Linked DNA regions of Homo sapiens: all the other regions are linked to region 4. The links are chromatin loops, found by intact Hi-C in ENCODE. Cell type or tissue: IMR-90. All regions are shown on one strand. Region 1 has its middle 9.5 kb from the start of CASC23. Region 2 overlaps LOC124902627 (a long non-coding RNA gene). Region 3 holds the start of CYB5R2 (cytochrome b5 reductase 2). Region 4 overlaps TUB (TUB bipartite transcription factor). Region 5 overlaps LOC283299 (a long non-coding RNA gene).

Region 1 (5,000 bases), 93 kb after region 4:
GAGCCACTGCGCCCGGCTATAGAGTATCTAATTTATCGGCATGGGATCCTGCATAATGAAGTCTCAGCTCAAGTGTCTATTTTATGATAAAGGATCATGAAAATGGTCTTGTAAAAAAAAAATGAGTCTTCTAATATATTGGATTATTTGTAAACAAGGGGTAGAAAGTGGGAGTGGCTTATTAAAGCCCAGGGAAGGAGCCAGCTTTGGGATGACACCCTGTGGGTTGGGTCACTGTCCTCCAAGTTGTAGTATATGCACTAAACTATCAGATGATATACAGTGCTGTGTTGGAACACACAGGGCCAGAGTAACCAACAGGTAGAAATAGTACTGGCCCCTTTCATCATCACCCCAGCCAGCTCCTTGCAGAAACTGTGCTTCCCATTTCTGCAGCAGGCTTCATTGCAACAGAGGTCCTGATTCTCAGGAAGAAATCTTCCACTGGTTAACATGAGAAGTTTTCCATTGACTCTATTGCTGGGTCACTTTGGGCTCCTCCTGCGAGTGGACCATCAGATAAGAAAAGTTACCATATTGGAGCTGGCAATCAACCCCCATTCTGAGAAGCTAAAGTGGCTGTTGCATAATGAGGCAGGGAGGATTCATCTGAAACTTGGTCGCTGGAGTGTCTTTTGGTGCCTTCATGCTGAGGGATAATGGTGCATAGCCAACCACAGCCAACAAAGTAGGGTAGTGGCAAGACAGTCAAGGGCCCAGGCCCTCAGGAAGAGCAGCCCAGACCAACTTTAGTGTTGACCAGGCATGAAAGAAATCTGGAATTGGTGGGTTGGAGGGGGAGCGGGGAGATGATGAATATTAATTGTGGCTGAGGACCAGCTGCCACAGGCGACTATAGTTTATTCCACTAATTCTACTCCTGAAAGTCCCTTTTCTTTTTTTAAGAGCTTGCATACTCGTAAAGAGTCCACACTCTAAAAGAGTCAGTGATAGTGTGGACTTGCTGTGGGGGAGGAGCAGATCTGAGCAGTGTAAGGGGGGTACCCTCTCTAACACTGGGGGTGCCTCCTTGATTTCAGCACTGTGGCGGTGGACAGCCCCACACGCAGGGCTCACATCGCACCTCAATCTCTCTTAATTAGCTAGGGAAGGATGCAGCCCTACTGTAGTTGTAGCCTCTAAATATGAGGAAGTTAGCCAGCCTCCCAGGAGAATTCTTCAGCCAGTGGGGTAACAGGCTAAATTCCCCAGCCTTCCAGTCCCTCAGTGGGAGAATTCTGAGGGGTATGTCACATGGCTCCTTGGAGGTTCCTCAGTGGGACTGAGTCCCTGTTGCTGCAGAAATAACCAGCTTGATACCTTCAGTTGCATTAAGTTCTTCCCATCCTAGTCTCCATTTGCTTTTACTTCTAAGATCATATTATGGGTTAGTTTTGTCCCCCTTAAAAGATATGTTGAAGTCCTGGCTGGGCGCGGTGGCTCATGCCTATAATCCCAGCACTTTGGGAGGCTGAGGCGGGCGGATCACCTGAGGTTGGGAGTTTGAGACCAGCCTGACCAACATGGAGAAACCCCATCCCTACTAAAAACACAAGAAATTAGCCAGGCATGGTGACACATGCCTGTAATCCCAGCTACTCAGGAGGCTGAGCCAGGAGAATCGCTTGAACCCAGGAGGCAGAGGTTGTGGTGAGCTGAGATTGTGCCATTGCACTCCAGCCTGGGCAACAAGAGTGAAACTCCATCTCAAAAAAATAAATAGATAAAATAAAAAAAAATAAAGGCTTTGGGGGCAGTATCAAAGACCGTTCCTTGATCTCAGACTTCTAGCCTCCAAGACTGAAAAAATAGATTTCTGTTGTCTTAAGCCACCAAATTTATGATACAACAGCCCCCTCTTATTCATGGTTTTATCCATGGTTTTGCTTTCTGCAGTTTCAGTTACATGCAGTACAGTACAGTTATTTTGAGAGGCTGGGGGGGGGGGAGAAAGAGAGACACTACATCCACATAACTTTTATTACAGTATATTGTTATAATTGTTCTGTTTTATATTAGTTATTGTTGTTAATGTCTTACTGTGCCTAATTTATAAATTAAACTTTATCATAGGTATGTATGTTTATGAAAAAACACAGTATATATAGAGTTCGATACCATCCATGGCTTCAGGTATCCACTGGGGGTCTTGGAATGTATCCCGCATGGATAAGGGTGAACTGTTGTACTTATTATGGTAACCATAGGAATCAAATGCAGATCACCTCACACGTAAACTATTTTTCCCCAAGTCTTTGCCACATGTTCTGTTGCAAGGGGACCCAAACTATGTCCTCCCTCCAGCTGAATTTTTATATCTAAATCTGGGGCTCCCATTGTCAGCTAACCATTACCTCTGTCTATCCCTTGCACTTCCAATCAACAAAGCAATTTTACTGGGACCATTGGACAGGATCCTATCTTGTACCTCTCACTTCTCTAACCTCCAGAATTTGGCAAGAGTCCCTCACTTTCCTGTCCAGAACTCTAGTACCATGTGGAAAGTCCAGGTTCTCTTATAAGCATCACCCTTTCCCTGGAAGGAAAGCTCCAGGAACCTCATTTTGGTTGTCAGGTCCTGAGCTAGGGTTTCTCCTGGGCAACAGCAGCTCCAGAATTTCTGTATAGAGGGGTTTGCAGATTATAATCTGATTGGAAGGGGAGTGGGCCATAGATTTACTTGAAACTGTGTTATCAAACCAAGTTTAGAAATACTATGTGTTTATTTGGAGTGATTTTGGGGGTGGGGATAGAGGAAGATGGTTTGGTTTCATCACTCTGTGGCTCAAAGGTGGCCAAGGGAAGCAGCTCCAAAAGCTTTGGTCACTTTTTTGGCACCATCCTGACCTCTCCAAAGCAGAAGGTGCTTTCTCTGGGCAGGCCCTCAGAAAACAGCTCAGGAACTAAGGGAATGCCACTGGCAACCTTTGGCCTTTAAGTGGTGTAAGGGTGTCCTCTAGTGGCCATGACTCAGAAAGCCTCTGGCATAGAGCAATGCTCCTGAGACTGGTGGCCTGTTATAGTTGGGACCAACATTGTGGGACAGAGACCATTATAAAATTGATGACCATCATCATGGGACAAAACTTAAGCAAAGTACTGGAAGACCCTAATGAGACAGAAAATACCTTCACAGGACTGACAGACAAGATGGATCAGACAAACTATTGTGGGACAAACATCTAATTCACAGCTTAGATCATCGCCATAGGCAACTGCTTGCCTTCTGGGAGACTTCGCTGGTGATAAGGGGAATAAGGGGGACAAACAAATGGAATTTTGTCAGCTTGCAAGTACTTGCATTACTGAGCATGCATGGATTCCTAGACTCTGCAACGAGAAGCAAGTCAGTGCTGGCAATTAGATTTCTATCTTAAACAACCTGGGTTCTCTTTGAACACTCCTGGAAATGCTGACTATATCTAGTATGTGGGGAAAATGCTAATTTCTTCATCAGATATGCTCAGAACCTGAAGTCACAGTTATAGGCTGCACCAAGTAAACTTTCAGTAAGAACTGATTCCTCGATGTTCTAAGGAGAGTGGAGTGAAGCTTGTTGGGGTTGAGTCTGGCTGTTGTTGGCAGCTCTGTGGGTGCTGGGAGGGGAAATAGTCTATCTGGGATGGATGGGGCAGAACCAGGTAAGACACCAGTGCCCTGCTGAAGCCCTTGTCTCATTACACTGTCCTGTGTCAGGGCAGGGAAGACTCAGTTTACCTGTTCAATCCTTCTTGCCAGAGCAAGAATCCAGCAAGACCCCCACACTTGCTTCCCTTCATGGGTCCAAAGATCTCTGTGGGCCACATTCTTCCCAGCTTTATAGCTTTCTGGTCCTTGCTAGAAACCCTCTGTACTGGCCTCCCAGGACTCTCCTGACCCATGAGACTCTAAATAATTCTCTCTCTTAGGATTCCAGCAGAGGTCAAGGCCTCACTTGCCTTCAAGCAGCCCACAGGCTCAGGAGTGGCCATAGATTGTGGGTGGGAAAAAGGAAGTGCGATCAGGTTCCCACGTCCCTAGAATCTCGTTTACTCTTCAAAAGTTAATTTGATTGAGTTCATTTTCATGAGGGCTCTGGCTTGGGCAATGGAGGAGTTGGGGAGGTTTATGGTATGGGCCTTGGAGGGCAAAAAGTGGAATAATATTGTCTCTGGTCCCTTCTCAGTTTCCCATGCCCTCCGTCCGTAGTGTCTGAATCCTGTGGAAAGGGGGCATGCAGAGCCACAGGTGCATTTTCCTGATGGTCTCCTTCAAACCCAGAAGTTGAGCAGCACGACATGGGCTTCCCAGGACACAAAGTATGACACACAGCAGGGAAGAGAGATTGACCTAAAGAAGCAGAAACTCAGACATTTATGTCTGCACACAGTTGTCGACCATGGAAGATATCTATTAGCACAAAATCAGAAAGAACCCATATGCCCAACACTAAAAAATCACTTAAGTAAATCATAGTTTACCCGTATAACAGGAACCTATAAAACTATTTAAAATAAGGTTTTTGAAGATTTAATGACCTGGATAATAATCATTCTAAAATGTTTAGTTTAAAAAAAGCCAAAATAGAAAATTCAAAACACTGTTTTAAAAAAAGTTGTTTGTAGAGAAAAGGGATTGGCACAACATGTTAACAATAATGATCGTTGAGGGCAAATTTGAATTATTTCTATTTTTTTCTTTCTCTTTTTTCTATATTTTCCAATCCTTAAAGATAAATGTTACTCATAACAATAAAAATATCATTGTTCAAAAAAGGAGACTGAGATTTTTGTGAGCTGGTTTGCCCTCCCTGTCTGGCCCTAATAGAGAGCACACCAAAGTCATTGTAAGGTCATACATATCCCTTGTCCCTTACAGAGGTGGTCAGAATATAGTGCAGTCCTCCAGCAGACCAATTTAGCAACAGGAACAGAGGGATCCTGTGCCCACCCCTGCAGAGAGCAAAAAGACAGTCTCACTGTGTGTGCTTCACCTGATCCAGATGGAAGCACAGATCCTGG
Region 2 (5,000 bases), 66 kb after region 4:
GATCTTTCTAAAATGTCTGTTTACCTTTTAGGCTAGTGGAGCACAGCCAGGGGAGGACAGGAGGAGGGTATTCTCTGGAGACAGGTGTGCCCCCCTACTGACAGACCCTGCTCAGCAGAACAGAAGCCCTTCAGCGAATGAGACCTACCCTCTGCGGAAGGCTGGTTAGGAAGCATCCATGTCTACTTCAGCGTCTCACCTCCCTGTCACAAACAGATCACCACAGTTTTCCTCCAGCCTCATGCTGTCCTCCCCCTAGAGGAATGTGGGTACATGGAATGTTCTCCACCTCCATGCATGTCCAGTGACGTTTTGGATCAGCGTGTCAGGGACGCTGTCAGGCGTGCCTGCTTGCACTCATCCAGCCCTGGCTGGATGTGATTCTACGAGCAGAGCAAGACCAGCATGTTCTGTCCTCCAGTTATCACAGCAGTTACTCTGGCAACCTGCAGGCCCTCCCTGAGGTGTCTGACGGCTGAAGCAGGGTCCAGTGGGATGGAATGAAGGATGGGCACCCTGGAAGACAGCCCATGGAGGGGCCCTTTGGGTCCCCTGCTGCCCTGGGCACCTGCGAAGAGAGAAGCTGAGCCACCCTGCCTGAGGCAGTAGGCAGTAAGAGCTGAAGGGAGCAGGAGGTTAGGGCCCAGCGGGAAGTGAGAGCAGTGGGGCCAGCACCAGGGTAAGCTGAATAAAGCTCTCGCCTGAGGCGCAGAATTTAAAGATTTGCCAAAAAACTCAGCAGCCAAGAAATTTAATACTTCCAGCAAATCAAAGCAAAACTGTCCATGATAAACAAGACTGGAGTTAGGGTAAGGCAAGTGAGGCCAATACAAGGCCCGCAAATCCAGTGTTGTATCTTGTCTTTATTAAAGGTTTGATTTTGTTGTATGTGCTTTGCATTCATTTTGATTTAAAAAAATACTATATTGAAATATCATTTATCTTAATTACTGAGCTTGTTCGAGGTCCTTTGAATGTTGCACTTGAGGTCAATGTCTTTCTAGCCTCACCCTAGTCTCAGCCCTGGAGGGGAGGGACAGACTGAGTCAGGAGCAGGAAGGAGCACAGTGCCATTGAAAACGCATCATGCGACAAGGAGCCGGGAGACATGGGTTCCCATCTGTCCCCTTCACAGATTCTCCTCAGTTCTGATAGAATCAGATTCAGATTTCACAAGACTGCAACATGAATATTGCTGCTGGGGAGCACAGGTGCCTAGCATGCACATGGACCCCCTCCATACAGGGTGATAGTGAGTCATAAGGTGGCACCCACCTCCTGCCCTCCGTCAGGTTGTCTGCTAAGGGGAGGAGATGGGAGAAGAAGGGGAGAGGGGAATGGAGGGGGTGGGCAGGGAAGAAGCTGGCAAGTTTGCATGACTGGGAGCAGGAATGGCAGATGAGCTGTAATTGCCTGAAGCTGAGAGAGGCTGTTGATAAATGTTACTAATAATCAACCTTCAGATCTGACACCCAGCTCAGGCTGGGATTACTGTTTTGAATGGAAATTGAACCCAAACCAATAATTACCCTGGTGAGCGATGCCAGTCTTACTCTGGAGCCTGTTTTAGGCAGGGAAATCGCACCTGCATGTCAGTACCAGCCCATGAGGTAGATGATCCAGCAAAGGACTCCCTCCTGGGGTCACACCAAGAGCACAAACTGGCCTGGACTCTGCCAACACAATGGGCCACAGTATCAACAGGAATGCTCACCCTCTTCCTAGAGCTTACAGTGGGTGAGGGACTCCCACCCATCATTGTCAATCTTCAAGCAGAGTCCAGACCTCAGACCCCACTCCCACTGTCCTTCCCCCTTGGGCTTCATGGAAGTCCCTTGTTGACATCATCCCATGCTGTCAGAGCAGGTGCTTAGGGGGAGGGGTGGCTGTCCCCTAAACACAGGTGCAGCCCTCCAATCCTCTGTCTGGGACCCTTGGATAGCCACACGTTGCTGTTAGGCTGGGAGGCTCTTGGAATGGCCTGAGCTGGGGCCAGGTGAGAGGGATGAGGCCACAGTAGGCCCCAGAGCCCATCGCAGCCCTTGCCTCTGGTCCCTGATTGCTCCCAGACAAGGCCGGGTATGCCCCAAAATTCTACCTGGAAACAAACGCCTATTCTCCGGCCCTCCCTGTATCCCTGCGGTGCGTTTCAGCCCGTCTAGAGAACTCCTAGAATGCTGGCAACAGCCAGAACCAGGCCAGAGGGGGAAAGGCTGCAAGACAGCTTCTCTCTGTGAACCAATCCCTCTCCCCAGGATACATTCTGAGCTTGGGTCTTTATCCCTGGCTTCTCCTTCAGGCAGCTTGACACTAAAAATGCATTCACCAGACAAACTATGGTGGGATGAATGACGACAGCAGCACTCTGCTGTTTACACATTACACCCCACCAAACACCTCTGCCATCTCTGCCGTGCCAGGCCCTGGGTTGGGGCAGGTGGCCCCGAGGAGAATAAGACGGTCCCGCTCTCAGGAGTGCCTGGTGGGGAGGAGTATAAGCAGGCAGGTAATTACACTGCAGGCAGTTCCTGAGGGCCCCTTCAGAAGGGGTCAATATGTCCTGAACTACAGAGTCTGAAGAAGTCCATGAGCTGCCTCAGGGGGCAGGCAAAGCTAATCAAGCCTGGTGGGATTCAGAGTGTGTCTGACCACAATCTTCAGGCTGAAACTGGGCGAAAGGCCAGCAAGTGTCAGAAACTCCCGGAGTGCTCAAACTGGGGCGGACACCTAGAGAGTGCCATCTTGTGGCGGCACAGCAGGAATGCAGCTCTGTCTTCGGGCGCCGGAGTTTCCCGGAGTCTCCCGGAGTCCAGGCCCTGAAACGGACCCCTGAACTCAGACGTACAAAAGGGAACCAAGGAAACGGCTTTTGTTCTGTTTGCAAAGGCTTGGGGCTTGGAGGAAGTGGGGCACGATGGGCCCCAGGGTGTGGAAGCGACAGGGAAGCGGGCAGGCGAGGGGCGGTGCCTCTGGAGCTCCCTGTCTCCCAGGTTCCCCCCCAGATCATATTGGCACCCTCTAATTATCTGTTCGGCAGGGTCTCCCTACCACTCTATCGGGACCTCAGCACTGTCACCAGCCAACAGAGGGAGTGACAGAAAGCCCATGCCCAGAACTGGCCTGCTTAGTCTCTCGGGTGACAAAACAGATTTGGGGGCCCAGAGCAGCTGTGCTCATCGGCAGTTAACTCGCCTTGCTCCTGTAGCCTAGGGAGGGGCTCACTGACAACTTGGGGTCAGGCAAAGGTCCTCCCTCAGCCCTCGGCTGTCCTGTTAGATTCTGAAATTGTTGCCCCAGTCATTTCCTCTCTTGCCAGAGGAAGGAATAGTGACCAGATGTGAGGTGAATGGTCCCCAAAGAAATGTTCCCAGGTGTGGAGAGCCTGGCGTGAGCCAGATGTGCGGGAGGTGCAAAGGGAGGAGGGAGGATAGGTGCCCAGGTGTGAGGGAGAGGAAGAGAATGAACACGTGTAGGTTAAAGGGAAGTATGCCCTGGGAGAATATCTCAGGCATCGGCAAAATTTTTTCTTGAAGGGCCAGATCTGAGGTTGTAGTGTGAAAGCAGCCATAGACAACATTTAAGCCGATAGATGTGTCTGTTTTCCAATAAACAGTTTTTTAAAACAGGCTGCTGCCCACTCGCCATGGCTCACTGATCCAATCCAAACTTGCTGCCCACAGGAGTGTCCGTCCATGCTGATCATGGAGGCCACAGTGCAGTAATAACTTCATCCCAACATCTGCCAACAAGTACCAGGTGTTCACCGGCTACGAGCCTACTTCACTGCTGCCTTGTAGGGCGATACTTGGTGGTAGTTGGGGGTGGGGGCGGCACTTGTGGTGTCACAAGGCTATAAAGGGTCAGGACTGGAGTAGGAAAGTCCAGGGTGGGGAGAAGCTTGGCCACTGTGGACCCCCAATCTCACTCCTGCGCTCCCGGCCTTTCCCCAGGCCTTTCCCCAGGCGCTCCCGGCCTTTCCCCAGGCGGGACACTCACCTGCAGTGGGAGGCTCTGTGCAGTCGCGGCTGCTCCCCTTCCTTACCCCAGGGGGTCTCTCTCTGTCCAGCTGCTGCCCCTCCAGCCCCTTCCCGAGCAGGAAACTCCCAGAGCTAGGCAGGGGGATGGGACCGAACTGGCCCAAGGACACGCCGCCAGACAGATGACACCCCGCGGAAGGCGAAGTGGCCCGAGGGGGGCGGGGGAGTAACCCTGCACCGGGACCCAGGGCCCGAGCAGAGGCCAGACTGGAATCGACCCCTGCCCTGCGAGACTGGCCCTGTGGCCCCCAAGCTGTTCCAGGACACGCCGTGGGCCTGCGCCAGCCTCCCTACCCCAGCTCCTGTCCCCTCGCAGGTGCGGCCACTGCCAGCAGATCGCGCATGGCCAGCTCGGACTGGTCCCTGGGCTCTCCAGTTACACTAAAAGTGAGACCAAGGAAGATGGTATCGAGGAGGTGCAGGCTCATCCAACATTGATGCGGCCCCGGATTGCCCCACAGCCCCTCACCTCACGGCAGACCGAGGTCCCCGCTCTCAACTCCCATGGGTTGGGCCTGGCAGGGAGGGAAGGGTCCTCTACCCCACCACAGCTCACTGCCCAGGGTCACACAGGGTCTCTTTGGCTCAGCGACCTAAGCGGAGCTCTAGGCACAGGGGCTCCTGCTTAATCCTTGAGTGCTTTTAGGGCTTTTAGAGCTCACCAGCCTCCCAGAAACTGCCCAGGCAAGGTGCCTGTGAAAGCAGGCCTGTGGCCCCCCATTAAGTGTAATCTTGGGCCCAGGAAAGGGCCAGTGTACCTGACCTCCTTCCACTTCCCAATCCTACCTCTTGACCCCACCAAATGCAGGGCAAAAGAGAGGATCCCCCCAGTCCCACCCCGTTCACACAGTCAATTCCACCATACATACCTGCTTCCATAGAAGCACACACAACTGGGACACATCTACATGGCTGCCCTTGGTGGCAGGCACACCCCTGTGCACACACCCCACCCAGATACAC
Region 3 (5,000 bases), 420 kb after region 4:
GTGGAGTCTCACAGATGTTCAAACAGTGACAACAGAGGTTCATCTTGTTTTGTTTTTTTTTCCTCAGCAAACGCTTGTTGAGAGCCTACCCTTGCCAGGCCCTATTATCAAGCTGGGGATTTACAGACATGAGACTTGTGCTCATGGTTTATTTCAGGGGATTAGTAGAAAATGAGCCAAAATCCAGGCAGCACATGAGCATGTGAGGGACACATTTACAGTGTTTACGAGTTAGGAGAAGAGAGGCGAATCACTGCCCTTTCAAGATTACTGGGAGCCCAGAAAAATGCCTTTTATCCTGCTCCAAGAATGAATAAAGAGAATGTGCTTGCTATCTGCCTCTCTAATAACACAGAGGGAACAGGCAGAGAAAATGAGAGGGAAGAATGAAGGGTAGAAACAAACTACTAAGAAAACCACAGGAAAAGGTGAGGTGCCTCCGGATTTCAAAGCTACAAGTAAAAGCTTTTGACAGAGTCCAAGGGGGAAAACAATGTTTGTTCATTCATTCATACATACATGCAATAAGTATTTATTGAGCATCTACCAATTGCCAGACACTGTTCTAGGGATATAGCAGTAGTTAAAACAGACAAAGTAACTCCTATCCTCATGAAGCTTACGATACGGTTTGGCTGTGTCCTCATCCGAATTTCAACTTGAATTGTAGTTCCCATAATCTCCATATATTGTGGGAGGGACCCAGTGGGAGGTGGTTGAATCATGAATCATGAGGGCAATTCCCCTCAGGCTGTTGTGATAGTGAGTGAGCTCTTACAAGATCTGATGGTTTTATAAGGGGCTTTTCCCCTTTTGCTCAGCACTTCTCTTTCCTGCTGCCATGTGAAGAAGGATGTGTTCACTTCCCCTTTCGCCATGATTTTATAAGTTTCCTGAGGCCTCCCCAGCCAAGCTGAACTGTGAGTCAATTAAATCTTTTTCCTCTGTAAATTAGCCAGTCTCGGGTATGTCCTTATAGCAGCATGAGAATGGATTAATACACTTACATTCTATGTAACAAATAAGTAAAATATGTTGTATAGGTAAAAAAATATATCATCTGGTGCTATGTCTTATGGAGACAAATTAAGCAAGGAAGGGGGACAGAGTGCGATGGAAAGGATTATTCCTCTCCTAGGTGAAGAAGTATTTATGGAGTGTCTATCATGTGTGCTAAATGCACACATAAGGCAGAGATGAATTCATTCATTTGTTCATTAAATATTTATTGCATGCTTTCTTTGTGACAGTCAGTGTGCTAAACCCTAGGAAAACAAGGTGTCTGCCATAAAGGAACTTCCAGACTAGTGTGAAAGTCAGTCATTCAATAACGCACTGTTCAAATGCACAATTACAAACGAAAGTAAAAGCTATGAATAGGGCCGTGTGTGGTAGCTCACACCTAAAATCTCAGGACTTTGGGAGGCCAAGGAGGAAAGATCCCTTGAGGCTAGGAGTTCCAGGCTGTACTGTGCAATGATCATACTTCTGAATAGCCATTGCTCTCCACCCTGGGCAACAAAGTGAGACCCTTATCTCTACAAAAAATACAAAAATTACCCAGGCATGATGGCAACAGTCCTTGCTACTCAGAGGCTGAGGCTGGAGGCTAGCTTGAGCCGGGGAGTTCAAGGTTGTAGTGATCTATGATCGTGCCATTGTACTCCAGCCTGGGCAACAGAGTGAGACTGTCTCTGAAAAAAGAAAAAAAAAGCTATGAATAGAATAGTTAAACGAAAAGAAAAACTAAATTTAACAGAGTTTAATTGAGCAAAAATCAAGTTATGAATCAGGCAACCCTAAGAACCAGAATAGGTTCAGAGCAACTCTGGGGCTGCCACGTGGTTGCATAATACTTATGGACAGAAACAGGAAAGTGATGTACAGAAAACATAAGTGAGGTACAGAAACAGCGGGATTGGTTACAGCTCATGATTTGCCTTACCTGAACACAGTCTGAACAGTTGGCTGCCTATAATGGGCTGAAACTTCCATGATTGATACAAGAGTAGGTTACAGTTCACTATGTACGAAGAAACTTTTAGGGTGAAACTAAAACATTAAGGAGGCAGCTTTAAGTTAAACTTAACAGATTATAATATGTACATGTACTTAAGTTGGGGGATCACAGCAGGCATCTCCAAGGGAGTGATATCTGACCTGAGATCTAAAGAATGTATAAGAATGAAAGACATAAACACTTGTTGTAAACTACCGTAACTAAAACAGTGTAGTATTGCGACAAGGTTGGGCAGCTAGATAATGTAAGAGAAATGGGAGGCCGGAGCTAGACTCACACACCTATGAAAACTGATATAGGCCAGGGGTAGCAGGTCAGTTGCAGGTCAGTGGCCAGATGTGAGCAATTCAATAAATGTTACTGAAAAACACACATTAGCCACATGGAAAAATGAAATTGTATCCCTGCCTCACATCCTACACAGAAATCAATTCCAAGTGGTTGAAAAACTTAAATGTGAAAGGAAAATCTTTAAATCTTGTTGGGGAAAATATAGAATATCTTTAAGGGCTTGGGTAGAAATAGACAAGTCACAAAAATCACTAACCATAACGGCAAAAAAATTGAAGATTGGTATATTTGGTTATACTGCAATTCAAATTTCTATTCATCAGACTACACCACAAAAAGGTGGGACAGAAAAGAAAGAAAGAAAAAAGAAAGAATAAGTTACAAATTACGAGAAAACATTACTAATTCATGTAACTGGCAAAGAAGGGATATCTAAAACATATAAAACCCCTAAAAATCAGTAAGAAAAAGACAACAGAAAAATGAGCAAAATTTATGAGCAGGCATTTTTTTTTTTCTGAAAAGGAAACTCCATGGGAAATAAATATATGAAAGGTGCTCAAACTTATTAGCAGTTATTAGGTAATGCAAATTGGATTCCTGATACATCATTTTACACTTATCGCATTGTCAAAAATTAAAATATCTGCCTATAATAACCAAGCACCTGCAGGTAAATCAAAAGTAAAGGCATTTGATTAAGTCAAAGAGAGAAAATTAAGTTTGTTTATTCATTCACACAGCAAGAATTTTTGAGCCTGTGGTGGTGTGTGTCTTGGGGAGAAGGGTTGGTAAAGTGTTATGGGTTATTGTTTTCACCCTGATTCTTATGTTGAAGCCCTAAGCCCCAGTACCTAAGGATATGACCTTATTTGAAGGTAGAGCCTTTACATAGGTAATCAAGTTAAAACAAGGTCATTAGGATGGACCCTAATTGAATATGACTGGTGTCTTCATAAAAGGGGAAATTTGGACACAGGGACACACACAGAGGGATGAAAATGTGGAGACATAGGAAGAAGATGCCCCTTCTCCTAGCCCCTCTCCTACAAACCTAGGAGAGGCATGGAACAGATCCTTCCCTCACAGCCCTCAGAAGGAACCCACTCTGCCCACACCTTGATTTTGGACTTCCAGCCCCCAGACCTGCGAGACAATAAATTTTTGTTGTTTAAGCCGCTCAGTCTGCGGCACTTTGTTACAGCAGCCCTAGCAGAGTCAAACAGGTGGGGATCTGCTTCTGGGCTTCTCTGTTTCACACAGGTCCTGAGGCAAGAATTTGCCTTTGCCTGTAATCAAGGGCGAGCCGGGCAGCCAAGGTTCCGAAACGCACCGTGAAGACCCTCTAACTGTGCCTACTATTCTGCTCCCCTCCGATCGGCGCGGGGCTCTTGTCCTTCCTCTCTCCACCCAGCGAATGAATGAACGCAGGAGCGCTCGGAGTACACGTCTTCAACTCGGCGACGCCCCTGCTTCGGCCCCACCCCGCAAACACCCGCCCCGGACCAGGCCCAGGGTAGGCGCCCATGAGGTATGTCGAATGAATATATTCGCGCGCTCTTTGCAGCTGCCTGAATTCTTCCTTCCCCAGCATCCCCCTCCGCCCGGTCACCCAGACGGCCTTCTCCAGCCTTGCCGAGCTTAAGTAAGCTGAGGGGCGCTCAGTGTGGCAGCTCTGCGTGTGCAGGGAAGGGGCCAGGATGCAGAGGGGCAGCGCAGGAGCGAGGACGCCACGGCTCAGCGCCCCGCCAGCCTCATGATGGAGCGCTGCCCTGGGGGCAGGGCTGACCCAGAGCCAGCGGCTCGTGAGTGAGAGCCCCCCGACCACGGCCCTTCTCGGGGAGCGGGCCAGCCGCCGGGGTCCCAGCCTGCGGGGTCCGCCCGCGCTTTTGTCCTCCCGGGCGTGCGTGTCCGGGTCTCGGCCGGTTCCCCGTCGGCCAGGCGGAGCTGCGGGGCGACGCCACGAGTCTGCGGGCCCGCGGCGGGGAGCGGCCCCCGGCCAACCCCAGTTCGACGACGTGTTGGGCGTCTCACTCCGGGTGGGTTCCGCGGCGGGGTGTATTTATGGAGTATTGAAGAAATATCTCCGTCGGGACGGCCGGAAGGAAAGAGGCCAGAGGCGCGGAGGCCGGCTAGAGCCGGGAACGAACGTCCGACCGGGAGGTTGGGGGCCGGAGCGGGAGGCGTGGGGAGAGGTCGTGGGCGGGACCGCGAAGGGCGGGGAGTGGGGCGGGCCGGCTCGGATTCCGGAAGGCTGAGACTCCAGTGACCCGGCGGGAGGAGAGGCAACTTTCCCTGTCGGGCTTGAGTTGGGAGAGGAGCAGGGCGGCCTTGTAGGGTAGGGACAGATGCGGGGAGGCTCCCGAGTCTCTGGCAGTTGAGTGCCCAGGCCCCCTTCGCCCTGTCCAGGAGACTGTTGGGGAGTCCCCAGGCCCTAAGTCACGGGGCACCTCTTAGAGCTACGCACCCTAGTTCTGTCTTTAGGGACTGGGCCCCTCATTCCGGATTGTGTGTTAGGGGTGATGTCCTCCCCCTTCACCTCAAGGAAGGGACTTCCAGTGTATGAACCTTTGGCTGTAGCCAGGAGGGGCCTAGTGACCTGAGCACCCCAGGCCATGTGTGCTGCCTGCTCCAGGGGCCTGAAACATCCTTCCTGTGTGACCTGCAGCTGACCCCTCCCTACCCTCTG
Region 4 (5,000 bases):
CCTGTGTCTTGCAGGGCCCATCCACCAAGACAGCCCTGAGAGCTGGGTTCCTACTGCCTCTGTGAGACACAGCAAACCTGGAGAAATCAAATGCGCTAGAAACCTAGCCACCAGCTGATTCCCATAGCCACAGCAAGCCAGGCACCTGCAATCCTGACAGGGTCCTGCCACTTACCTGTCCCCACCACCCTCCCAACTTCTCTCAGGCTTGAGTGAGGCCTTCTGAAGTTGAAGGGCTTTCTGCAGTTGTTTAAGGGCCAGGCTTGGCCACCAAGCCCTTTGCTACATAAAGTTGATGTGGCCTTCATACATACACACATTCACTGTGCCCCTACCTGCTGGAGTACCCATTGCCATCTGACTCCTTGGCTGAGCGGACGACTGGGCCACAGCAGCCCTGCAGTGTGCTTCCTCTCCCTCTATGCCTCTTGCGGCCTTCCCAGCTGAAGAGGTTGCTCAGCTTGGTAAGTACGACTACAACACACTACTACCCCAAGGGTGGGAGTGTGTGTTGATCTCGTGGCATGGAAAGAATTATTCTCATCCCTTCACACCCACCCACCCGCTCTCCACTACTCCCCTGCCTCAGTAGCAGAGGCAAAGGAGCCAGTTCCTGGCTGGCTGGGCCAGGGAGCCCACTGAGGGCCAAAGCTTCATCTGGCGGAAGGCCTATATACAGAGGATAGGCAGGGCTGTCTCCACAGGCAGGCAGGCAAGCTCCGCTCCAGGCTGGGCAACCCCAAAGGGCACGAAGAGGCCTCTACTCGCACGCCAGCTTGCTGTCGAAGCTGGACAGGGCAATGGCAAAGGCCTGCAGTGCACACAGCGGGTAGTTGTAATCCATGGTGAACACATCCTCTGCTACCCGGCCAAACTGCATCACGATGTAGTCCGCTGGGGCCAAGCACAGGCACAGACAGAGAAAAGGACAGGACAGGAATGGTAGAGCCAGGGAAGGATAGACAGACACCCAAACCACATGAGGGAAGAACAAGTGAGAAGCAGAGATGCCAGGGGAATCACAAAGGGAAGTAAAACAAAGGCCAATTGGGAGAAGTGGCAGGAAAGAGGTGGCAGATGGCAAAGGACAAAGTAAGATGCATGTGAACACCAGGGGACAGAAAAGAGGAAAAGTCCTTTTAAAGGGTGTTCCCGTGCCTGAGACTCCGTTGAATACACAGAATCTAGGACCAGGGCTGCAAAGAAGGTTCTTCCAGGACCTCCCAGTCATTAGGGTTAGAAAGTTCCATACATCTAACCTTAGCTGTATAGCTCACATTCTTAAACTCTAGCCAGTGTAGGCAGGGCTAGGTGGGCTGAACCCTACGCTAAGGGCCTTGGGTATCCTACGGACCATAATGAGTAGGGACAGAAACACTCACGGTCATTGCCATGGATGATCTGGAAGTTCTTCACGGAGGCCTGTGTGACGCGCCCATGGAAGTTGAGTACATAGGACTGTGTGTCATCATTCCAGACAGGTGTCTTGTTTTGCAGCTCGATGATACTCTCCGTGTTCTTATTCTGCCAGCGTGCTAGCAGTGTCTCATGCTCCTGGGAGGGCAGCCTCACCTGAGCCAGGCCCAGGCCTTTGGCACCATGACCACCCCAGAAAGGGATCTATCCCGGGAATGGGGGTCCTTGGATTTCCCTAGACCTCCAGGGCTTTCTCACATGGTACCCCTCCACATACACACATCAGCTGGAGTTCTGCCCTTAGAAGCTCATGCAGAGACTAGGATGATGGGGAAAGAGGGGAGGAAGGGGTAGACACTCACGTTGCGGGGGCGGATAGAGACTCTCTCATGAACCATGTTCATGCCTGGGACAATCACGCTCATCTTCCGAGGCCCCTTGAAGCCTAAGACGTTTGTCTCCTGGGAAAGAGAACGCAACACTGGCCACCTGAGGCGTCTATTTACCTACTGGAGAAGGTGGGGGGGACGGGAATAAAGAGGAAGAGCTAGTTCCCACCATCTCCACTCCGAAGTCTAACACACATCCCTCTAAACCTAACACGGCCAGAACTGAGCCCCTGGGTCTCTACCCTGCCAGAACTAGCTCCTCTTATGCGTCATCCTTGCTTCTGCTCACGGCAATGCTGTTCTTCCACTCGCTCCGGCAAACTACTTGGTCACACTCGAGTCCTCTCTTCTACATCCTACGTCTAATCCATCAGCAGTTTCTGTCAGCTCCACCTTCCAATTATACCCAGACTTCCACCACTTTTCACCACTAGCTTCTCTCACCAAGATCATTCTAACAGCCTTTGCCTGGACTCCTGGTTTCTGTTGTTGGCCCTCCTATTCCTCCTTCCCACCATCTGTTCTCAACACAGCAGCCAGTGCTCAGGCACATTAAGTCAGATGATCTTTCTCCTCTGCTCAGAACTCTCCAGTGGCTCTCCAGCTCACTCCAAGTTAAAGCTGGAGATGTGACTTCACCTGCACGTGGCCCCATGACCTTCCTCTCCTCACCATTTACTGCCTGGTATCCACTCCATTCCTTCTTCATGCCAGGCATTCAGGACTTTTGTCCTCACTGTGTCCCCTAGACACGTACACTGCTGTTTTTCACTTCCTTCTGGTCTTTACTCAAGAGCTACCTCAGTGACGCCCTCCCTGCCATTCTGAAATTCTCACACATACCTTGACATTTCTTATCTCCCCTCCCCTACTTTTTCTTCTTAGTGTTTATAAAGAACATACTTACTTCACTGATAGATCTGTTTCATAGCTTGTCTGCCCTGCTAGGGCTTTAAGTCCCATAAAGGTATACATTTATGTCTGTTCATTACTATATCCTTAGTGCCTCAAACAATATGCTTAGTTGGAGCTCAGTAAGAACTTGAAGACTCAGGCTGCCTCCCCAAAACTGGTCAGCAGGTGGCACCACAGGATCATACAAAGTAGCTGTGGATTACTTACTGATGGCCTCCAAGAAGTGCCCATGCCCAGGTTGATGAGATACCCACCCCTGATTTTAAAAATGAAGAAAAAGGTTCAAAGGGGTAGAGTAATCCCCTATATTTATATTCCAGTTTGGTCGTTTTTGAGCTGTGTGACATCTGCAGCTGAGCTTCAGTTTCCTCATCTATAAAGAAAATAGGATCTACCTCTTAGGTTGAACGTTCAGTGAGATGACAAAGTGCCGTGTAATCCATGTAGAACCTGGCATGCCAGAGGGATGATCTGGGAAATGCACAGACAAGAACCCAGGGCGACCGTCTCCTTCTGTCTAAGAGACTCCTGGCCTGGACTGCAGAGAGCCAGGCCTGGTTTTCTGAGCTCCCCAAGCAGATGGCCGGCTGTGGTGTGAGCTCTGAAGTCAGGAGGAGAGAGCCAGAGCCCCTGTCCTAGGCCAGGAACACTCCACAGAGGACAGCCCCTCTCCACACAGCCTTGTCTACCCACTAAGATGGATGGGATAGCCCCTAGATCAGGCATCAAGTCCTGGATTTCATATCTACCTTGGAAATCAGAGACCCCCGAACCTAGGACTCACGTAGCACACAGCTGCCAGCTCCTGACGTAAGGTTCCACTTTCCAAAGTGGAGGATGAGGCCTTCTGAGGGTTGACTCCATTGTCATAAACAGTGAACTTGGTGCCCATCAAGTTGGACCTGAAATAAAGGCACAATCAGTATAGAGTCATGCACCCTCTGCCCCAGAGCAGGGAACAGCTCATCGTCTGTCCTATGAGGAGCCTGCAAAACATTCTGGGCTGGAACAGGAGCAGGCCCAGGGAGGCATACTGCTCACTGAATCCACATCTTTGAAGACACTTCGTGGGCAGAAGGCCTGGACTTGCTCTGAGTTGACTCAAAGTGCATTTCAGTTCAGTGAGAGCAATTCAGGGAGGTCAATCAGGATTCTTCAGAAGATTTATCTGGGGGAACATGGGAGTTCTCCTCATGGGAGGTGAGCAAACAGAATGGCATCTGATAAGACAGTGGAAGAGGCTTAGCACCCGTGGAGAGAGGATGAGATCTCCTCTGTCGCAGCCAGCCTAAGTCTCAGTCCAGCCCCATCTCCAGCTTTAGCTCCTGACCTCTCATCTTTATTTATGCTCCCCAAATCTGGTACTCAGTTCCTCAGCAAACCCTACCTCCCCACTGCCCCCACCTGGAGGCCTAGGCTCAGAGCCTTCCTGCCCCTTCACCACTGCCCCCCACCCCCAAGATTGCTGTGTGTCTCTTCCCTCAAGAGCTCACTCTCAGCCCTGTCCCTTGGCATTGACCATGGAGCCAAGGCAACTCTTCCATGGTGGCCTGCGTTATCAGTGACACCCTGGGGTTGGATCCATCACTCTTGGTGGGCCTGCACCCACCTCCTGGGAACAGCTTGGGGTCGGGTGTGTGATTCCCATCTCCAAGTCTGGCTCTAGGCTGGCATAGACATAGGCCTCCAGTTGGATGTGATTATCAGAGAGGATCCTGGGAGAGTATCCATCCCTGGCCTAGATCTCCTTCAGGAAGATTCAGGCCCTCTACAGACAGCTTGCCCCTGCCCCTCCCTCCCACTCCCGCCTGCTTCCTGGGGGAATGCTAGTACCGCAGTTTCCCGATATAGCTGTCCCCTCCTCGAGACAAGTCTGTTGGGTCCACAGAGATGAGGTAATTGGAAGTTTTACTCTTCTTTCTCTTCCTTCCCGCCAGGAGGAACACCTTGGGGAGTGGAATGAGGTCATATTCCAGACTCAGCCTCTGGTCTGCACACAGTCATGAGAGCCACTCACACAGACTCTCTCCGTTGCGTCAGCTCCCAAACGCACATATGTGCACACACACAAATGCACTGGAAAACACAAAGATGTGCACAGACCAGACACGAAGGCAGTTTCTTTGAGGAACTGAGAGGTCAGTGGTAGATATGAGACTTCCAGTCACATTTCAGCCCCTAGGATTTCAAAGGGCTGTAAAGCCTAGATGATAACATGCCCAGACCAACCTTACCTTCTTCCCATCCTCACGGTCCAGGTGCAGAAAGTAGGTGGGGTAC
Region 5 (5,000 bases), 210 kb after region 4:
CCAAACTACCAAACCCATATAACTTACCATCTACATTAAGATGACTTTATCATTTCACTGTTTTCATTAACATAACTTTGCTATTTCAGGAGACTCCTGACCAGGCTCAAGGCAAATAACTTGGTTGTTCATTACAGTAATGAACTGTTGAGAAGACCTAGCAAGTCTTTAGTGGGGATCATCAACAGAAAATTTACACACAAACTCTCCCAACCCCTCCTTTTAAAAATGACACATACCATGGTGAGTGTTTGAGTATTCTGGAATCTGCCAGTCACTCAAGGTCTGATCCAAGAAACTGGAGCAATGTGACTTCCACAGTATTCTGTTGATCAGGCAGGATGGAGTTCTTTTTTGTTAAAGGTTTTTCTAAGGTTTTAACAAAGGGTCTTACAAACCACTCCCTGAATTTGATCTTTGCCCCCAAACCATTTCTTTCTTTCAAAATCATTCACTGGAAGAGACTGGGAATGACGGACATATTTATTTTGAATATAGCAAGTTCCGGATCCTTTACATTTTCTCCATATTCTGTTAAAAAACTGAATAGTTTGTTCTTTAGCTTATTTTTCTCTACTAGTATTTTATTATATGCAGCTAAAAGAAATCAGCTCTTATGATATTCTGCCTGGGAATATCCTTAGTCAGATCTGCCATTTTATTGATATATTTTTTTATTTTCTACATTGCTGCAGTGATGATTTTGTTAACTGTTTGGCCAAGGCATCTTTTGGGTGTTCTTTAATCCAGCATCTGATAACATTTTCCTCACTGTCTGCAAGTTCTATATCAACCGTCTCCTTGAAGCTCTTCAAACTTTCATCAGCAATATCCTCAAGATGCTTGCTGATTCTGTCCTTTCTCCCATCCCAAAGCCAATGTCTACTTTTAGTTTTTTCTTATGGTTGCATTGTTGACGTGACATTTGAATTAAGTAGTGAAGGATGAGTGTTATTTGTATAGAGACTATATTTGGTGCATGTCTCTCTTTCTTTCTCTGTGTGCGTGTGTGTGTGTGTGTGTGTATGTGTGTGTGTGTGTTGGGCTGTTACTTTCTAGCAGTTTCTGCCAAGACACTGTGAGAGTGAGAATGGCCAGTTTGAGGAAAAAAAGCCATTTAATCTTTAACCAACAATGTTTGTTGAATGATTTTTATGTACTAGGCACTGTGCCAGGTGCTGGGAACACAAAGATAAGCAAGATAGTCTAATGAGAGAGAGGATTATTAGATAAATACATAACGAAACATAATTATAATTGTGATAACTGTTATAAAGAAAAAACACAAAATACCTTGAGATTATAATAGGAAGAACTTATCTAACCTGGAGGGGTGGCAGGGAGAGGAGTGGTGCTGAGGACAGAGAAGGCCTCCCTGAGAAAGTAACACTTAAATGGAGTCTTAAAGGATGATGGGAGTTAGCCAGGCCCAGCTGTGGAGGAGGGAGCAGTTCATCTGGAAGGAATAAAGTGTTTGAAGGTATGAATATGAAGGAGCTTGATGCCACTTCAGGAACGGGAGAGGGCTGGAGAGGGAGAGGGAGGAGTAGGGTGGAGCGATAAGCTGAAGGCAGACTGTGCAAAGCCTTGTAGGTACAATAAGAACTTTGAACTTCACCTACTAGCAATAGGTGGCCAGGGAAAGGTTTAACACTGAGTAGTCACATGGCCAAATTTGTATTTTAAAACATCATTCTGGCTGCTGAGAAGATAATAGACAAGGCAGTGGCAATTGCTGTGGCCCAGCTGAGAGTAGGACTTTCACCTTAGCTTAGCTTGGACTAAGCCTTCCCTTCCAGTGTTCCTTACCTCGACAAATGGAACCCCCATCCACTCTCTGCTCCAACAAGAAAGGTGGGCTTATCCCTGACACCTCTGCAGTGGAAAGGCAGCAATGTGAAAGTTTATACCCATATTTAAGAAATCAAATTGACAGGACTTGGTAAGGATTATATGTGGGGAGAGGGTAGGAGAAAGGTGTCAGGGATAAGCCTACCTTTCTGGTTGGAGGAGAGAGTGGATGGGGGTTCCATTTGTTGAGATATGGATTGCTGGAAGAGAGGGCTTTTGGGGGTGAAATCCAGTTTTGAATGACTAAGGTGTCAGATGCCTGCATGAAATCAGTCAAATAGATAGCTGGGGTATATAGGTCAGGCTCAAAACGGAGGTCTGAATTGTGGGGACAGAGTTAGAAAGCAATACCTAGAGAGGGCTGCCTGATCCAGGGAGGATCTTCTTAAGCTGGAGAGATTGCAGAATGTTTGAAGTCCCATGAAAAAAATCCAATAGAGGAGAGAGATTGAATCAGTGTGGCACAGGCCCTGTGCTGATGTGGTTTGTATCTGAGGAAGAGACAGACACAAATGGATGTAGTATGTGCAAACCAGAGGGAAGAGTAGAGACCCATGATGTTACAGGGCTTCCAGAGACCAAGCAGTTCAAATTAAGAGACCAGGGGACAGGGTAGCAAGGACAAAGGAAGTGGATCTAAGAAGAAGCTTGAGGGTGAAGCCTCCAAGCCCTAGATGAATAAAAACTCCAGGAAATAGTTGGCGCTTTATGCCAAAAGATAGACTAAATTCTTACTGCCATCTAATGGCTACAGTGTGTAATTGCTATACTCTCACGGCTGAAAGTCCAGGGAATTAAACTTGCTTATGGTTTACCAACATTTATCTCTATAGGCATGGTGGCTCATGCCTATGATCCCAGCACTTTTGGAGGTTGAGGCAGGAGGATCTCTTGAGCCCAGGAGTTCCAGACCAGCTTGGGCAACATAGGGAGACCCCGTCCCTTAAAAAAATAGCCAGTATTTATTGAATACTCTATACCTTACTAAGTCCCTTACGTGTATGAACTCATTTAATCTTCACAACAATACCATTTGACAAAGGAGCTGAAAGATACTAAATAATTTGTCCAAATATTCAAAATTATTTTGTGACAGGGTAGGACTAGAACACAGATTTCTTGGACTTCAGAGTTTGTGCTTTTGACTAGTAGGTGTATTCTACTGTCTCTCATGTGATAAAAGAACAGGAACTGAAAGTACCCCCATGTTGGGCTTAAGTGCCCCAGGCATTGCGTTAGTGACTGTGCACTAAGATCTTGTCTCCAATATGTAGCTCAGGCTCAAACAGCCTTACAGAGGTGGCCAGATTGGGTAGACTGTATGCCTGGAATAATAGGTCTTAAGCAGAGATTGTGGGCAGAGTTGTTCAAATCAATACTGGATGTTCTTGGAGGTCTGACACACTGCCTGAGATCATCACGTGTCCTTGTGCAACTCTTTTGGCATCCAAAGAATCCATCCCATCAGCGTATGCAATTTGGGCATAAGATACAACCACTTCTGGGAAGTACATAAGGGCAATTCTTTTTAGAAAGTTCGTGTTTCCCCTATCTTTTGGCTTCTCAGACAGGCCTTTATAAAGGTGGGGAAAATCAGGCGTTTATTACGAATGAAAATTTGTTCAGTCTCTGTGATTATTGTTGCCAAATATTACCTGCTTTTTGCTAACATTGTAGCCTTTGCTAAAAAACTCTATGGACTGCTGATACTTGGTAGTTTATAGAATTTCAAGTCACTGTTTCAAAAGAAAATTGTAGTAAATCTATTTTTGGTGTTAGGGCCAGATGTCATTATAAGGATGTCTGGACAAGAGGCTGGAAGTCCTTGTAGGTCAGGATGGCCGAAAGTAGCAGAAATATGAAGAGCAGAGCACAGATGCTCCCACTTTCATAATTGTAAACTTGTCTCTTGGTCTATTGCTTTGCTTTGTGTTTCATTCAGATAAAGCTATTCAATGACCATCTTTTAGTGCGGTTTTGTTTAGAATAGTTGTCCTGAGAGTTGGTTTTGGGGCCTCTGGGAGACCCTGAGACACTTTTATGAGTACTGTGAGATCAAAATTATTTTCATAGTAATTTAAAAATATTATTTGCCTTTTATCTCTCATTTGCCCAAGAATGTACAGTAGTCTTCCAGAAGCTACATGATGCATTATATCACAACAGATTGAATGCAGAAACAGAATTCAGCTGTGTTCTAAGCCAGATATTAAAGAGATTTGCAAAAATGTAAAACAATAACATCCTTTTAAATATCTTTGATCAAAATTGTTATTTCTGTCAACATGTAACGGAGTTATTATTATTTTTGAATGAGTTAAATAAATGTTTTTAAATGTCTTAGTTTTAATATTGAATATAGTAAATATGAATTGCTATAATCTTCATAAACAAAAACTCTTTGGGGTTTTCTAGAAATTTTAGAAGTATAAAGGAGTCTTGAGACCAAAAAGTTTCAGAATGTTGGCTGGGAGAATTCACTATAGTCAATTTCTCAATGACTTTGAGAGGAAGGATGTATGTCCTGATTCCCCCCACCTCAGGAAACAAGAGGCAGCAGGAAATACATGTATTTACGGGTCCCTGGTCTCCTTGTGTCAAACATCGCTCTCTGCATGGTTGATCTGTTTCCTTGGTAACCTAACTGTAGCTGTCACCTGTGGCCTATTAACAGCCTCCCCTGGCCAGTTGGATTCTACAGGGCAATGACTGGGAATAATTAGGAAACTTGGTAAGGAAGTTTCCTCCAGCAGGAAATTGGTTCCTCTGGAACTTGTTAGGCATTAACTCTACAGCCAAGACCGTGAAAACATTTACTGAAATTAGCGATAGTGTGCAGATCCTGTGGGAGCACTTACTCAGGGCAAATACAGTCAGGAATCAGGGACTATGAGTTTATTCTTAAAGGCTTAGGTGTTAGCTTTAAGCTATAAGGGAGCAATTAGGTTAAAATGACTCCTGAGTTTCAAACGGAGTCACACTTTTAAGCTTCTCCCTGGGGTTTTAAACATTGGTCTAGAGCAGGGGTGTGAGATGTAATTAAAGTCTACTTTAAATCCAGATGTTTCCCTTCACGGAGCCCCTTTGCCACCACAGACTTCAGTAATAGTTACAAAATCTTGCTGAACCTAGAGAAGTTGACCAAACTT

The links. A loop is a pair of places that touch in the nucleus more often than their neighbours do. Peaks named below come from ENCODE experiments on the same cell type or tissue, not always from the same donor. Only the 100,000 strongest peaks of a DNase experiment are listed, where the experiment ranks them.
Region 1: a loop joins it to region 4, with 9 times the contacts of the local background. A loop is called at or near these places in 91 of 110 quality-filtered maps.
Region 2: a loop joins it to region 4, with 7 times the contacts of the local background. A loop is called at or near these places in 90 of 110 quality-filtered maps.
Region 3: it touches region 4 in a loop (4-fold over the local background); 3 of 110 quality-filtered maps call a loop at or near these places.
Region 5: a loop joins it to region 4, with 4 times the contacts of the local background. A loop is called at or near these places in 48 of 110 quality-filtered maps.

The regions. Positions count from the first base shown.
Region 1 is chr11:8,004,523-8,009,522 of GRCh38, reverse strand. No RefSeq gene overlaps it. Among named protein-coding and RNA genes, the nearest start is that of CASC23, 9.5 kb to the left of the region's middle. In IMR-90, a CTCF peak has its summit at 2,959 (motif pointing left); a DNase peak (open chromatin) is centred at 2,932.
Region 2 is chr11:8,031,090-8,036,089 of GRCh38, reverse strand. It overlaps LOC124902627 (a long non-coding RNA gene), which reads left to right. Exons shown (of 2, transcript XR_007062581.1): 2 at 32-888. It also overlaps a transcript of TUB not described here. Among named protein-coding and RNA genes, the nearest start is that of CASC23, 17 kb to the right of the region's middle. RefSeq lists an enhancer at 1-415. In IMR-90, a CTCF peak has its summit at 2,740 (motif pointing left); a DNase peak (open chromatin) is centred at 2,689.
Region 3 is chr11:7,673,068-7,678,067 of GRCh38, reverse strand. It overlaps CYB5R2 (cytochrome b5 reductase 2), which reads left to right and starts at 4,568. Exons shown (of 9, transcript NM_016229.5): 1 at 4,568-4,649. LOC105376533 (a long non-coding RNA gene) reads right to left here and starts at 1,608. Exons shown (of 11, transcript XR_007062576.1): 1 at 1,561-1,608. RefSeq lists a silencer at 4,056-4,265 and enhancers at 4,786-4,885, 4,906-4,955. In IMR-90, no CTCF peak of the experiment used is centred here; no DNase peak of the experiment used is centred here; H3K4me3 peaks cover 523 bases; H3K27me3 peaks cover 1,214 bases.
Region 4 is chr11:8,097,380-8,102,379 of GRCh38, reverse strand. TUB (TUB bipartite transcription factor) reads right to left here. Exons shown (of 12, transcript NM_177972.3): 7 at 4,955-5,000; 8 at 4,554-4,666; 9 at 3,505-3,622; 10 at 1,779-1,877; 11 at 1,383-1,554; 12 at 1-894. The coding sequence ends at 761. It also overlaps a transcript of RIC3 not described here. Among named protein-coding and RNA genes, the nearest start is that of TUB, 19 kb to the right of the region's middle. In IMR-90, a CTCF peak has its summit at 2,884 (motif pointing right); DNase peaks (open chromatin) are centred at 2,899 and 3,839; H3K27ac peaks cover 239 bases.
Region 5 is chr11:7,890,552-7,895,551 of GRCh38, reverse strand. All of the region lies in intron 1 of LOC283299 (a long non-coding RNA gene), which reads left to right. Among named protein-coding and RNA genes, the nearest start is that of OR10A6, 38 kb to the left of the region's middle. In IMR-90, a CTCF peak has its summit at 2,598 (motif pointing left); DNase peaks (open chromatin) are centred at 2,581 and 3,281; H3K27ac peaks cover 1,310 bases.